2 separate regions of the Homo sapiens genome follow, and region 1 is linked to region 2. The links are chromatin loops, found by intact Hi-C in ENCODE. Cell type or tissue: mammary epithelial cell. All regions are shown on one strand.

What was found. Hi-C counts contacts between places; a loop is a spot of excess contacts. Peaks named below come from ENCODE experiments on the same cell type or tissue, not always from the same donor. Only the 100,000 strongest peaks of a DNase experiment are listed, where the experiment ranks them.
Region 1: it touches region 2 in a loop (11-fold over the local background); 8 of 110 quality-filtered maps call a loop at or near these places.

Annotation. Positions count from the first base shown.
Region 1 is chr5:134,573,841-134,581,840 of GRCh38, forward strand. It overlaps JADE2 (jade family PHD finger 2), which reads left to right. Exons shown (of 12, transcript NM_001388185.1): 11 at 2,928-3,056; 12 at 4,654-8,000. The coding sequence ends at 5,477. LOC124901191 (U7 small nuclear RNA) reads right to left here and starts at 4,350; the gene lies at 4,291-4,350. RefSeq lists enhancers at 7,235-7,767, 7,768-8,000. In mammary epithelial cell, a CTCF peak has its summit at 4,126 (motif pointing left); a DNase peak (open chromatin) is centred at 3,551.
Region 2 is chr5:134,435,558-134,443,557 of GRCh38, forward strand. No RefSeq gene overlaps it. Among named protein-coding and RNA genes, the nearest start is that of LINC02999, 4.5 kb to the left of the region's middle. RefSeq lists enhancers at 661-1,860, 1,278-1,467, 1,568-1,637, 2,883-3,398, 3,399-3,912. In mammary epithelial cell, a CTCF peak has its summit at 3,966; DNase peaks (open chromatin) are centred at 144, 1,374 and 3,954; H3K27ac peaks cover 4,000 bases.

The sequences.
Region 1 (8,000 bases), 140 kb after region 2:
TTGGATCCTGGTGGGGGTATGTGCGTGGAGCCAAGGGCCACTGGCCCCCACTCCTACCCTTCACCATCCAATTAGTAGGCCCAGACGGGGGCCTGCAAGGGTCCTGAGTTGTGCGTCACTAGGCAGAGAGCCAGAGGTTGGAATGTGGGCATCAGGCCTGCCCTCAGGGAGCTTTCTGGTTGACTAGGCCACAGCAGTTCAGGAGCTGATTGCATGTGAACAGGTACAGAGAAGAAGTCCTAGTGGCTCTCTGCTGGTGCTGAGGCAGGAAGGGCCAGAAGCTGGTGAGCTTCCCTGAACCCTGGTGTGCCTGGGAGTCAGTTCCGAAGAAGGCAGCTGTCCCAGAGATGTGACAGGACCTGGCTGTTGTTTCTCTCTGACCCTAACAGGATTTATGCCCTGCATCCGCGGTGTTTTTCACTGTTTCATTCTTATTATTCTTATTCTCTTGGCGTCACATGCGTTTAGTGGATCTGGAAATCAAAGGCTGAAGGAAGCGCTGACATTGATCGTATCTGTTAATTGTGGATATTGCCAGACACAGGGCCCTTCTTGGAGCGTATACATGTTAAGAAGGGCAACACTTAGCCCCCAAAACAGTACCCCAGTGTTGCGTTTACATGCAGCAGAAATAGCTGGATGGAGAGAGATTTTGAGCCAGGGTCTGCCAATGCCACTTCAGCCTCAGGGCTGAGCTGGGCCTGGAGAGGAAAGCTGCTGAGCCACCGTTGGAGCAAATGACTGAGGACCTCTGCTGCCCCTACTTCTGCCCCAGAGCTGAGCTGACCTGATTGTGCTTTGGCATCACCACCCACTCTGGCCCCAACATCTAGCCTTGCCAAGTTCAGGTGCTAGTCATGACCATGTAGAGCTCACCGTGTACCCAAAGACTGTGGCAGCTTCCTGGCTGCTGGAGCTTTCCAGGCCCCCTATCTTCTGTTTATTCACTCAGCCAGCATTAACTGAGCATGGACTGGATAGGGTTGCTGCCCTTGTGGAATGCACCATCTGGAGAGAGAGAGGAATGTGGTATCGCAGACGCTACAGTTGCTGCCAGTTTAGGGATAGAAGTATCAGGGATGTCTTCCCAGAAGCAGTGATGCTCCAACAACATCTCAGGCACTTGGCTGTGGCCACATATCGGCTGCAGAAGGAGAAGCCCATGCAAGGCACCCACAGTTGAGGAAGCAGAGGGTGGCAAGCCACGAGCAGTGCCCTCAGGCACAGGATTCCAGAAGCATGGGCAAGAGCCTGGAGGGTCCACATCCCCACATTGGTTCTGGGGACATTTGCAACTCCTTGTCTTGAGTGTCAACAACAGGCAGCTCTTTGTTCAGGGCAGGGCAGGGTATTTGGAGATGACTGGTTTGCCCTGTCCAAAGCTGCTGCTCACACTGTTGAGAGGCTTGACGCCTGGGGTGGGACATGGGCTGTGTGCATATCGGCGAGGCTGTCTGGCCTGGCGGCTGGACAAAGCCTCCTAGTGGAGATGATATTTGGCCTGTGAACTGAATCAGGTGAAGGATAGGAGAAGAAAACAGCATATTTGGAGACTTAGTGGCCAGAGCATGTCTTGGCAGAGAAACTGGAAGGAGGCTGGAATGGCTGCACCAGGCAGAAGGAAGACTCCTAAAGTGGGGATGACGGGTAACCTGGGTCACATGTGCGAGATCTTCTTGTAGCCTGGGGGAGGAGCTTACACTGTCCTGAGAGCAGTGGGGAGCCTCAGGAGCCTGCCTCCAGAGTATCTAGGCATTAGTTACATGCCATGTTACAGATGAGATTGCCCAGGCACAGTGGCTCATGCCTAAAATCCCAGCACTTTGGGAGACCACAGTGGGAAGATCACTTGAAGCCAGGAGTTCCAGACCAGCCTGTCTCTACAAAAAAAAAAAAATACAAAAATTAGCTGAGCATGGTGACACATGCCTGTATTCCTAGCTGCTTGGGGAGCAGAAGTAGGATTGCTTGAGCCCAGTAGTTTGAGGCTGCAAGCGAGCTATGATTACACCACTGTACTCCAGCCTGGGTAACAGAGCCAGGCTCTGTCTCTAAAAAATAAATAAATAAACAGATGTGGCCAGGCACAGTGGCTCGCACCTGTAATCCCAGCACTTTGGGAGGCCAAGGTGGAAGGATTACTGGAGCCCAAGAGTTCAAGACCAGTCTGGGCAAAATAGCAAGACCCTGTCTCTACAAAATTTGAAAATTAGCCGGGTGTGGTGGCATGCACCTGTGGTCCCAGCTACTCAGGAGGCTGAGGCTGGAGGATCGCTTGAGCCTGGGAGGTCAAGGCTGCAGTAAACTATGATTGTACTACTGCGCTCCATCATGGGCAACAGAGCAAGACTCTCTCTCAAAACAAACCAAAACAGATGAGACTGAGGCCTGGCCTGAACTGAAAGGATACAAGGGCCAGGGGTGCACCCTGAATCTCCCATCTAGTTTGCTGCCTGACTTTGAAAGCCAACCAAGAGACCATGGCAGGAGACTGGTTCAGGGTTGCTGACCCTGGGGTTAGGAATGGAACCCAAGCCTCTTGACCCCTCAGGTAGTGTTCCTTCCACCTACATGTCTAGCTCCTCAGCCTGGCATTCAAGGCCCTGCCCTGTCCAGACTCCCTTCCAGCCATTCTTCCCACCACCCACACTCTCTCCCAAGACTACAGGTTGTGCAGGTCAGACTGGAGTCCAGGTCCTGCGAGGGCCTCTCCTCGTGGCCCTGTGGCCACCCCAAGTCCCCCACAGGCCACAGTGGACAGTTGGTCCACCCCACCATGCCAGCCATCCCCTAACTCCAACCTTTTTGCTGTGGAGGGTGAGCACTGGCTGATGGAGGACTCCTGGGCTGCCACGCAGGGATCTTGGTGCTGACCGAGGCCACTCAGGGTAACCATCTCCCTCCTCCTCTCACTTTCCCTGACACAGAGCGGTCTGGGAGGAGAGCAAAGGGCAAGAAGAGTGACTCGAAGAGGAAGGGCTGCGAGGGCTCCAAGGGCAGCACTGAGAAGAAAGAGAAAGTGAAGGCGGGGCCTGACTCAGTCCTGGGGCAGCTGGGTGAGTGAGGGCCATGCTGGCCTGCAGACACGGCAGGCTTGACCATCACCACGCTTGCAGCTCTGTCTGCCCTGCGGAAGGCCAGCTGCACAGAGTAGGAGACTGAGGCTCAAGAGCGGTAACCAGGCCCTTGCTTGCCCAGGTGCACACACCTTCCACCCACAAAGGAGACAGATCTCAGAGCCCCGTGTGACATCCTGGGAAATGCCCCGTCTGTAGACCTGGATGGAGGCTGGGCCACGCCCACTCAGGAACTGTCCAGTCATTCCCCTGGCTGGGGGGTCCTGGGTGCTGGATTTTCCCAGAGGCCCCTGGGACAGCCCCATGCTGGGAGGGGAGGATCTGCCAGAAAGCCCCATCCTTGTCCTACTCTCCCAGAATCCTCTAAGTGGGCCCTTCCTGCAACAGCAGCAGACTCTCCTGGAGCTGCCCAGAGGAGTGGCTGCAGGCTCTGGCCCTGCCCACCACCTCCACTGTCCCAGGCCTCCTGTTAGGCAGAGCAGCCTAATGGGAGCAGTGTGACTCATGGACCTCACGTGCTTCCTCCAGAGATCTCAGGGAGCATCATGGAGTCCCCTTCCAGACCTTGCCTCTGGGATGGAAGCCCCAGGTCATCCTTTCTGTCCCTCTGTCTCAAGAAGGGGACAACCCAGGCGTGGTGGTGCATGCCTGTATTCCTAGCTGCTCAGGAGGCTGAGTTGGGAGGATCGCTTGAGCCCAGGAGGTTGAGGCTGCAGTGCACCATGATCATGCCACTGCACTCCAGCCTGGGTGACAGAGCAAGACCCTGTTCCTTCATTTCACACCCCTCCCGCAAAAAGAAGGGGATAACTTGGGTGTCTAACAGGAAACCCAGTCTCCCGTCTCGCCAGCTGCCCCCTCCCAAGACCTCGGTAAGGAAGGAAGGCTCTGCCGCCCTCACATCTGCTGGCGTCTCACTTGCCTCCCCTCTCCCTGACATCCAGGAGGGACTGGATACTGCTTGCTACCCCTATTCGTACCTGATCCCTTTATCCATGCTCTTTGCTGCAAGCGCTGGGAGGCAACGCTTATAAAGACTGAGCGCCCTCTGGCGGCCTGAGGGCATTTTCCTCCAGATTCCTCCTTCCCCAACCCCACCAGAATGGGGGTAGTGGGCAGGTCCAACTTCGTGGGTAGCAACCTGTGCAGTGCCACGGGGTCCTTGTTCTTGGTTAATGCTCTGCTGCTGCCACCTTGAATTTTCTTTCCCATGGCAGGCTTTCTGGTAAAATCCAAAAAACCTGCTAGACAAACTAAAAGAGCTATAACACTCCACCTTGAAATTCTTAATAATATTTGAACAAGGAGCCTATATTTTCATTTTACACTCTAGCCCACAAATTATGAAGCCCATCTTGAGGGCAGCACGTCCTTCTGGAGAGAAGCGTATAAGTAGTCCCTACTCTTTGGTGGTGTTGGCAGGAGGGATGGACAAAACAAGATAGCTCACCTGGGTCTGGCACAGGGGGACAGAGAGAAGACGATGCCTGGTGGTGTGCTGGGAGCGTCAGTGGGCTTCCTGAAAGGGTGGGACACACGTCTGCTGGCGTCTCACTTGCCTCCTCTCTCCCCTCAGCAGGCCTGTCCACCTCATTCCCCATCGATGGCACCTTCTTCAACAGCTGGCTGGCACAGTCGGTGCAGATCACAGCAGAGAACATGGCCATGAGCGAGTGGCCACTGAACAATGGGCACCGCGAGGACCCTGCTCCAGGGCTGCTGTCAGAGGAACTGCTGCAGGACGAGGAGACACTGCTCAGCTTCATGCGGGACCCCTCGCTGCGACCTGGTGACCCTGCTAGGAAGGCCCGAGGCCGCACCCGCCTGCCTGCCAAGAAGAAACCACCACCACCACCACCGCAGGACGGGCCTGGTTCACGGACGACTCCAGACAAAGCCCCCAAGAAGACCTGGGGCCAGGATGCAGGCAGTGGCAAGGGGGGTCAAGGGCCACCTACCAGGAAGCCACCACGTCGGACATCTTCTCACTTGCCGTCCAGCCCTGCAGCCGGGGACTGTCCCATCCTAGCCACCCCTGAAAGCCCCCCGCCACTGGCCCCTGAGACCCCGGACGAGGCAGCCTCAGTAGCTGCTGACTCAGATGTCCAAGTGCCTGGCCCTGCAGCAAGCCCTAAGCCTTTGGGCCGGCTCCGGCCACCCCGCGAGAGCAAGGTAACCCGGAGATTGCCGGGTGCCAGGCCTGATGCTGGGATGGGACCACCTTCAGCTGTGGCTGAGAGGCCCAAGGTCAGCCTGCATTTTGACACTGAGACTGATGGCTACTTCTCTGATGGGGAGATGAGCGACTCAGATGTAGAGGCCGAGGACGGTGGGGTGCAGCGGGGTCCCCGGGAGGCAGGGGCAGAGGAGGTGGTCCGCATGGGCGTACTGGCCTCCTAACTCACCCCCTTCCCTGTCCCAGGCCCTGCCCTGGTCCCCCCACAAGGCCTCAGCCCAGTCACAACTGCCATTTCCAGTCTCTGCTGAGTGTCCCAGACCCTCGAGGCTGCCACTCCGTCGTGGTTTTATTTTTAATATAGAGAGAGTTTTGAATTCTACACTGTTGTCTTTCCTCTGTGCTGGCCTAGGACATTAGGATTCCTTCCACGGCTCCGGCCGCTAGGACCCTGCCAGGTCCCGCGCACCATCCCTGCCCTGCCCACGTGGTATTGCTGGGCTCCTGGCTAGATGCAAGCAAGGTGGACAAGAGCTCAGGACTCCAGCCCACTGCCACTGGGTGACACAGACTGTCGTTTGGGCATTATTTCATGGCAGATGGGCCAGTCCAGGGCCTACCCCGCCTTGCCCCCAGATCCCACTGGGGTCCATTTGGGGGGTCCTGCTACACTCCACCGATCCCCAAGGAAGTATAATAAACGATACCCAGCCAGAGTCTACTCACTGTCACAAGCACAACGAGTTTATATGAGAAAGCACTGAGGGGGTGCAGAGGGCCCGCTAGTTCCAGGGGAACTGAAAGCTGTTCCTGATCAGCCCGTATCATCTGAGGCCTGCCTGCCCACCCTGCCACCCTCCCCTCCCTTGCTGCTCTGCCCCTGCCAGTGCCCAGCCCAGCGGCTCTGGGAAGGGGTTCCCAGAATCCCTCCTGAGCTGTGCCATTTACTCAGGGGACTCCCAAACAGCCAGCTGCCAGTGCAGGTGGAGGGCTGTAGGGGAGGGCCAGTGCCCAGACAGGGTCATGGGGCTCAGACCAGCCCACTGTAGAGAATCACTCTGAGGCTCCAACTTCCTTCCTTCCTTCGGGGCCAGTCTCGGCCGAAGTCTGGTCACGCTCAGACAGAGCTGACCAGACCAGACCGTTTGCCTTTTCAAGTTTCCTAGTCCTGCTACAAGATGAGCTTCTTCCGTGGTTTCCTTTTGGAAACTCCTCCTTCCAACAAGCAGTGGGATCCCGGGGCCCAGGGCGGGCCGGTGTTGGCCGCTGGGGCTGTTGTAAGTCTTGCTGGATGTTCCCCTGTTCCTGAGCCTTAACCCCTCGCACAGCCATCCCCCCCCCCGTCCTGCCATCCCCCCCCGCCGTCCTGCCTTCCCCACCCCACCCTTAGGTCCCAGGTAGTTGCTCTGAAGAGTTTCAGTAGAGTGGCCCCAGGGTGATAGCTCAGGGAACAACAAAAAAGGAATTCCGTGAAAACATTTTTTTTTCTTTGATGAATTACTCCTGGGTCACTTCCACCACTGGTAAAGCCAGAACTTCTCCAAAAAGAACCTTGCAAAAAGTCCAGTGAATCAGTCGAATCATTCTGTGGATGCCAAAGAATATTTTGACCATAATACAGCACAGCCTGGACCTGACAACTTGTCATTTGGACTTTTTTTTAAATGGAGTTCTTTAGCAACAAAGTATAGAAACATGTTCATTGCACACACCCAAGGAGAAGAGCTCAAGCGCTTGGAAGAGGATGCTTTGCTGCTGCTGAAGTGTACCTGGGTGTTAGATTTCAGATCCTGGGCTGAGCCCACTGTGAGCTTTCCTAAACTGTGAGACTCACAGAGGGGAAAGATACTGACGGTGAAACCAGCATGGAAAACGTCTTTACCATGTGGTTCCCTCCTCCCCAAATACATAAAGCAAATAAGCAGGATGGGGAACAGCTTGACCTTCATCCACCCCTAACTCCAAAACTATCAAGGTACGACAGTGGCATTGTCATCGACACTCAATTTCATGTGAATTTTAGCAAAACAGGAAACAAAGATAATGACTCAGTTCAGAGGATCGGACAAATGTGTCTAGTCCGGGTGGACTCGGAGGGAGTGGGGTGGGCTTCAAGGATTCTGGGCGTTGGGATGGCATGAGCTACCCTGTAGAGTTTAGTCTGCCTGCCCGCCTTGGTAGTAGTGACCAGTCAGTGTCAGCATCAGTGTCCCAACCCCAGTCTCTGTTTACTGCCTTTGAACAGAACTTCTTCCTTCCCCATGCTTTGGGTCACCTCGGGCTGCAACCCTGTCTGTGCCAGATTGCCCGGTCTGACCCTGCAGGAAGCAAAGAGGTGAGCTTAAAGAACAACCAAACTCTGCCAGGGGTCCCAGAAAGCCCAGGGTCCAGCAGTCTCAGCACTTGGCCCCTTGCCCCTTCACACCATCCTGGGGCAGGGGCTGGGCCTCCCTGGTGGCAGGGGTGGGTGGAGAATTAGGGAGAGGGTGCAACGAGTCTGGCCCCTTGCCTCGGGCTGGCTGGTGTTCTTCCAAGAGCCTCTGCTCACATTGTTGGCCTCTGGATTCTGGCCCTTCTTCATTGGCTGTTGCTTTGGACTGGACTGTTGCTGAGCCTGTGTCCTGCAGAACCCAGATGTCTGTTAGGCTGGCTGGCTGCTGCGAGGGGAGGGGGGTGGCCTTTCATTTGGGGTGCCCTTTCACTCCCAGGCCAAGCCCTGGAGCAATCTTCTTCAGGCAGCTGTCTCC
Region 2 (8,000 bases):
GAACTGGGAAGGGAAACTGTCATTCACATCTCTCAGTCAAAGATACGTAGGCACATGCATGGACACAAACATAGCCCTCTTCTGCAGGAGTCAGAAAGGCTGGTGATTCAGAGACTGGGCTCTGTAATCCAGCAGCCCTGGATTGAAATCCTGACTCTGTGGCTCTGGCTGAGTCACCTGTCCTCTGTGAGCAACAGCCTCCTCACCTATAGAAAGAAAATGTTGCCAGCAGTTAACTCAATATGGCTTTGTGGTGACTCGATGAGATGCTGCATGCAGAGGCTGGACACAGTGCCTGACACAAGGAGAGACTCTGTATGGAAGCTCTAAGGGTAATACTAAAAAATGCAATCTCACTTCTGAAGCCAGGGAGCCATAAAGTATTTCATTCAGAGTGCAAGGAAGAAAGTCCACAGGAAGACATGAAGCCTTTTTTTTTTTTTATACAGAGTTTTGCTCTGTTGCCCAGGCTGGAGTGCAGTGGCATGATTTTGGCTCACTGCAACCTCTGCCTCCCAGGTTCAAGCGATTGTTGTGCTTCAGCCTCCCGAGTAGCTGAGCTTACAGATGCACGCCACCACGCCCAGCTAATATTTTGTATTTTAAGAGAGATGGGGTTTCACCATGTTGGCCAGGCTGGTCTTGAACTCCTGACCTCAAGTGATCCACCGGCCTCAGCCTCCCAAAGTGCTGGGATTACAGGTGTGAGCCACCATGCCCAGCCAGCATGAAGCCTTTCATTTGCTGCTACCCATTCCGTATGGCTTTCTCTGGGTGTGTGTTTGGTGAGTCCTTTGCCTTTGGTTTCTAGGACTCATAGAGAAATGACAGACCCTTCCTACTGCATTTAATTGGAGAGGAGCACAGAGACCTGAGATTATAATGATGACGTCTTAAATGTCAAGTGCTTCAAAAGTCTGCTGTTGCACTCACTGTCACCCTAAACAGCTCTGGAAACCAAAACCCTGCAGCCACCTAAAGCATGCCCTGAGTCTCTCAGCCAGGTTTCATCTGGGAAATCTGAGTGACAGTGACGTGCAGGCAGCTGGAAGACGCACAGTAAACCGAGGAGCCTGTGATGAGCTCAGAGGAGGTGAGTTGATGATCTGCTATTTATAGCCCCACTAAGAGGCTCTGGCCGCCAGCTCCATGTGAGTCTGGGTGGAAATGATGCCTTCGCAGAGCTGAGAGCACAAAATGAAGTTGGTGATTCATGGGCAGCAGCCACTTGAAAATATGAACACTCCTGCGTCCCCAGCCCCGCCGGCCTTTCACACCCATTTGGAGGCGTGTTGAGCAGAGCTGCTAGCCTGCTGCATCCTAGTCTGCATGTGTTTGGGCAGGATGTGAGGACAGGCCGGTTCTACCCTGACAAGGAGCCTGCAAAGGGCAGCAGCACGCCTGGGAGCACTCCAAGAACGTCTGCCCACCCCCCGAGAGGCCTCGGCTGGAACCCAGGGCAGGGCTGAGTAAGAGGTAAGCCCCGAGAGGACCTGCGGTCACAGAGAAAGGACACTTCCTGCTCCTGCCCTCTGTCTCCAGGGGCGACGCTGGCAACAGAGCAGCTTTCTGATGACGCTTGTTCTGCTGAACATACAAAAATTTACAATGAGGAAACCCTTGCAGCTTGACATTTCCCCCCGCACAATTCCACAGCCCAGCACCTGTCACCTGAAATAGCTATTGTTTATTTTCCTCAGTAACATCTTGGCTTCCAGGCCAAAGTCTACTTGGAGGCCCAAACTCAACTCACCCTATGTGAGGAATGCCCTGGAGGTCTCTCAGTTTCCCACAACCAAACTGGATTTAAAGGGCCAAACCAGGATAAGGAGGCCAGCTGAGCTCTGAAGCCAGATTGTCTGGGTTCAGATTCTTTCTCTACACTTGCAGCCACGTGGCTTCAGTCAAATTGCCCTCTGAGACTCAGTTTTTCTCATTGGTAAAATGAGGATAATTACAGAACCTACCTCACTGGGTTGCGGTGAAGGGTGACATTTGAGTAGTGGTCAGCCCAGCATCCAGCACATGGACAGACTTGATACTGGACACTGCTGCTGCTGCTTTTGCTGTTGAAGTTGTTTTCACTCCTGGGTTTTGGTCCCTGTACTGATAGCACTCCTTTGCACACAGTCTATGGCACTGAGGTTCCTTGTGGAGGTGGTGCCCTGAGGCTTCAATAGAGACCCTCTGCCCATCACAAACAAACCCCATATCAGGCTGCCAAGCATAGTGGACTTCACCCCGGGGGCATCTCAGCCCCATGCTTGACCGGCCCCTGCCTTTGCCTAGGAACCAAGTGCCTTTCCCTTGGGGCTGGGCTTTGCCCGGGTTGACTACCCTGATGCTTCTGCTCCTCTATGTCCTGGGGTGGTCTTGGGGGTATTAACTGTCACCATCCAGTGGAGGGTTTCACCGAGGGTCCCAGGTGCTAACATGAGGTCTGTGGCCAGCAGGCAGCCTGGATGACTGGCCGGATAGGCAGCAGGGAGGGCCTGGATGACTGGCCGGATAGGCCCACCTCACCTATGGGCTGCACTTGCAGCACAAACTGCTGATTCATGGAGACTCATGAGGCCTTGGCTATCTGTACATTCTCCATCTCCAGCTGTCGGCCAAAATATAATTGTAGTTGTCACTTTGGCAGAGAGATACTATGATGTGTCCTATCTCCAAGGCAGTGAGCTTTTGGAAGATAGGAGGGATCTGCAGCTGCTCCTGTGGAGAGAACCATTCTGGAAAGTGGTCTGTGTGAAGTGCACCCAGGTGCAGTCCCAGGAGTGGTGTGAGCAGCAGGGTGAGGCCCTATATTAGAATGGGCACTGGTGTTGCCTGTGTCTGCATCTACAGTAATGCAATTCTGATGACATCAATGAATAACAGAGAGGCTGCCATTGAAATGAGGCATTGTTGGCAGCTATGCGGACTTGGAAAACAGCCACCAGGCTTATGCACAAGTCAGAATCCATCGTGTGTGGGGTAAATGAGTGGTTAGACCATGGGGTACATGGTGTAAGGGAGATGATGCCAGAGACATAGCTAGGACCAGACTGAGAAGCAAGGGACTCGAAGACCAGGCCATGCAGCTTGGACTTGATCCTGGACATAGGGAAAGTGATGTGATTAGAGGATGTGGGGGTTCTGGGCTCAAGCATCCTCGAAGGGTCGCACTAAGGGCAAGGCTCCCCCTCCCCACGGCAGTTGGCAAGCAGCGGCTTGCTGTTTGAGAAGGTGTTTACTCCTCTGGAGCATGAGTCCCACACTCAGAAGGTGCTGAGACTCTGCTCGTAGGGTAAGCATATGAAGGGCCGGTCCCAGCCAGGACAGCTGGGAGTGCGCAGTCAGCAAGGCAAAGCACCAGGCTTATGTCTTCCCTCTTCTTCCATCCTTCTTGGCCAGGAGTTTATTATTGAAGCACCTGTGTGCAGATGTGCTAAATGTAGATGACTGCACCACTCAGGTCAAAGGTCAGGGAGGCTCCTGGGACTGAGAGATGACCCCGCTGCCTGTGGATGTGGCCTCCCTCCCCACTAAGGAAACAGCAGAGGCAAACATCCAAGCTTGCCTGATGGAGGAATTCCTAGAAGAAAGGTTCTATCCTTATGTACTTAAATACTGATTTAGAGGTTGGTTAATGGAGACAGAAGAATACTAAGTGTTGGGAGCCGTTACCAGTGGAGGACCCACCCATGAGCACGGAAGCCAGAGCATATCTGGACCATCATGTAAGTCCGGAGGAAGACACGATTCAGTTGACAAAAATTTGTGTACCCTCCTCAGAAGTGCATTGTTGTGCAAGAAATGGTTTGGCAGTGACTCTCCCCTTTCAGCTGCAAGCCATCAAGGGCTGAATGCCTCTCCAGTTGCCAGAGGAGGAGTGGCTTGTAGAGCGGATGTTCCCAGTCTGGCAGAATCTTCTGTCAAGTGTTCCCTGAGTTGGGCTGCCAGGGGGCAGGTGTTGAACAGTGAGGAAGTCCTCTCACCTGAGCAGCTTCTGATGCAAGAGGGGTGTCGTGAGTGCCTGGAATCCTATGCCTGTGGGTGGAGCGTGAACTTAGCCTCTTCCCTGAGGGTAGGCAGCATGTCATAACCACTTCTGGCTGCCCATGGCTGGTTTGGGGCAATATGCCAAGATGTAGTTTTGCCTATTTGGTTTGCTTTTTCCTTTAAAATGTACAAAAGTTAATAACATGTAATGGGTTTTTAAAAAATTATAAAATATGAGATACAATCAGAAAAGTCCAAACAGACCGGGTGAGGTGGCTCACACCTGTAATCCCAGCACTTTGGGAGGCCGAGGGAGTGGATCACCTGAGGTCAGGAGTTTTAGACCAGCCTGGCAAACATGGTGAAGCCCCATCTCTACTAAAAATACAAAAATTAGCTGGGCGTGGTGGTGTGCTTTGCCTGTAGTCCCAGCTACTCAGGAGGCTGAGGCAGGAGAATTGCTTGAACCTGGGAGGCTAAGGTTGCAGTGAGCCAAGACTGTGCCACTGCACTGCACTCCAGCCTGGGTGATAGAGCAAGACTCTATCTCAAAAAAAAAAAAAAAGAAAAAAAAGAAAGAAAAGAAAAGTCCAAACAACTATACATACAGCTTAACAAATAATTATAACATGAATGCACTCCAGACTGGGTGACAAAGTGAGACCCTGTCTCAAAAAAAAAAAAAAAAAAAAAGGAAAAGGAAAAAAAGATTTAATTCATGAGTGAGCCAATAAAATATTACAACCAATTCAAAGGAGAACTCAAAGTATCACAAATAATAGTCAGATGAAGAAAGTTGATTTTAGAAATGGATGCAAAACTGGTCAATATCCATGAGGCAGTAGTCAGTTGCAATTCAGACACAATTTGCATTTCTGTGAACAGGAATTATTTGCATTGGTATGACGTTTCTACAATTTAATTTCTATCTTGAGAGGGTTGAGAAATAGTCTAGTCAAAGACAACAAAAGCCAGAGATAACCTGGATGAATAAGTTATTCAGGACACCCCCCAAGTTTCAACATCATTCACAGTTTCTTCTTACACTTGTAATTGGTTCCCTACCTACCTCCCTCCTAGAAATTCCCCTCTGCACGTTCCTACTGCCCTGTTTGAACCAGCTGACCCCACCCTTCCTCCCATGTTATGGTGATGGGCCAGGGCTGAAAGCCTAACCTGGGGGAACGTACTTATCACCTAAGCTGAGCCAAACAAGTGCTCCCAAGGCTTGGACACTGCTTCTACAGGGGTGGGCACTGACATTGTCAGACTCGGGCAGGCAGACTCAGGCAGGCACACCCAGGGCTGGTAGTCATAATGGGCCTTGTAAAAGATAACCAAGCATTTTCTGTAAAGGGTAACAGATTAGGAATACAAAGAGAAAAAACTGTAGTCCAGTGAGAAAGACAGAGTACCTGTCCAATGAGCTTGCAGTGCCTGGGATGACTTCCTGCATTTGGGTTCCATTAGAGTCCCCCTTTATGCCTGAATCAGTTTGGGTGGGTGTCTGTTCCACTAATTGCCTATCTGAAAGAATAGCTGACGTACAAGATGTATGATGACCTGCAGGGCTGAGGTCTTTTTCTTTTTCTTTCTTTCTTTTTTCTTTTTTTTTTGAGAGAGTCTCACTCTGTTGCTCAGGCTGGAGTGCAGTGGCACCATCTTGCTCACTGCAGCCTCTGCCTCCTGAGTTCAAGCAATTCTCCCACCTCAGCCTCCCAAGTAGCTGGGATTACAGGGGCCCGCCACTACTCCCGGCTAATTTTTTTTTTTGTATTTTTAGTAAAGATGGGGTTTCACCATGTTGGCCAGGCTGGTCTCCAACTCCTGACCTCAGGTGATCCACCCACCTTGGCCTCCCAAAGTGCTGGGATTACAGGTATGAGCCACCAGGCCTGGCCAAAAGTCTGGTGTTTCTTGAGAGTCAGGGGAGGGGTTAGTTGAAGGGGGCAATGTGGCCAATTACTTGGGGTCCTGGGGGCCTCAGAGGGAAGTCGGTGCTTCACTTGAAGAGTATGGGGTTTAAGAAAGTGAGTGCTGTGGTCAGATCTGTACTTTGGAACAATCACTCTGGCTGCTGGTGGAGAACAGGTGGGAGGGATAATGGACAGGAGGCATAAAGACCCCTCAGGAGGCAGCCACAGGCATCCAAGCCAGAAGCGATCACCTGAACAGAGGAAAGGGGTGGAAGGAACCGACTCAAGAAATGTTGGGCCAGAATTTCACCTGAAAAACAAGACAAAGAGAACCCTTAGGTTTTCAGTCAGGACCACCATGTGGTTAGAGTGTCACCATCATAGGAGAAAGAAACCATAACTAGCGGGTGGGCTGGGAGATGACGAGCTCAGTTTAAGACTTGGTGAGTGTGAAAGAGCTATAGGCATCTAGGAGGAAGCATCTGGCAGGCAGGTGGATACACAGGTCTGAAATGGAGGGAGGGTTTGGCCTGCAAGGCTGGAGAGAGGAGGCTGGAGTGAATGTGCCATGAACAAGTTTACATGAATGTGACTGGGGAGCAGGGAAGAGGGGGAAAGTGCAGGAACGTAATGCCTCTTGACCCTAAAATTCTCACTTGCTGAGAGTAAGGGTGAGGGGAGGGGCTGGGGGCAGGAAGGGGGAGTTTAGAACATTTATTATGGGAAACAGGAGAGAAGCTGACCCAGGCACAGCTATGACATCTAAGAGGAGTCAGGAGACTAGTTCTTGCCAAAGGAATGTTGATTGAGGATGACATGTCACTTCCAGCCCAAGAGAGTTAAGAAGAAGACGTGACTTCTCCACTCTTCCTTTCCCCTTCTCCCAGTTCGATGCCCCTTTGTTACAGACTGAATGTTTGTGTCCCCCCAAAAATTCCTATGTTGAAACGGAATCCCCAGTGTGATGATTTGGAGGTGGAGCCTTTGGGAGGTGATTAGGTCTTAAGGGTGGCGCCCTTAGGATGGGATTAGTGCCTGTATAATAAGAGGCCAGCGGCCAGGCATGGTGGCTCAAGCCTGTAATCCCAGCACTTTGAGAGGCTGAGGTGGCTGGGTCACTTGAGGTCAGGAGTTTAAGATCAGCCTGGCTAACACGGTGAAACCCCATCTCTACTAAAAATACAAAAATTACCCGGGTGTGGTGGCGCATGCCTGCAGTCCCAGCTACTCAGGAGGCTGAGGCAGGAGGATTGCTTGAACCCAGGAGTCAGAGGTTGCAGTGAGCGGAGATTGCACTACTGCACTCCAGCCTGGGCAAGTGAGTGAGACCCTGTCTCAAAAAAAAAAAAAAGGAGGAAAGAAAAAGAAAGAAAGAAAGAAAGAAAGAAAGAAAGAAAGAAAGAAAGAGAAAGAAAGAAAGAAAGAAAGAGGGAGCCAGAGAACTACCTTGTTCTTTTTCTTTTTTTTTTTTTTTTGGAAGCAGAGTCTCACTCTGTTGCCAGGCTGGAGTGCAGTGATGCAATCTCAGCTCACTGCAACCTCCGCCTCCTGGGTTCAAGCGATTCTCCTGCCTCAGCCTCTCGAGTACCTGGGACTACAGGTGCACACCACCACGCCCAGCTAATTTTTGTATTTTTAGTAGAGATGGGGTTTCACCATGTTGGCCAGGATGGTCTTCGTCTCTTGACCTTGTGATTTGCCCGCTTCGGCCTCTCAAAGTGCTGGGATTACAAGTGTGAGCCACCACGCCTGGCTGACAGCTTGTTCTTTTTCTACCATGTGAGAATGCAAGGAGAAGTCAGCAGTCTGCAGCCCAGAAGAGGGCCCTCACCACAGCTTGAGTGTCTTGGTATCCTGATCTCAGACTTCTAGCACCCAGAACTATGAAAAATACATTTCTATTGTTCATGAGCCACCCAGTCGATGATACTTTGTTATAGCAGCCTGAATTGACTAAGACAGCCTTGGAAACCACATGTTGGAGATGGTGAAGCCACAGTGTGGGAAGATCCTGGATTCTTGAATCATCACTTGGAGGACAAACACCACTGATCAGGAACACACATTTAGTTTTCTGTTAGCAAGAAATCAACTACATTG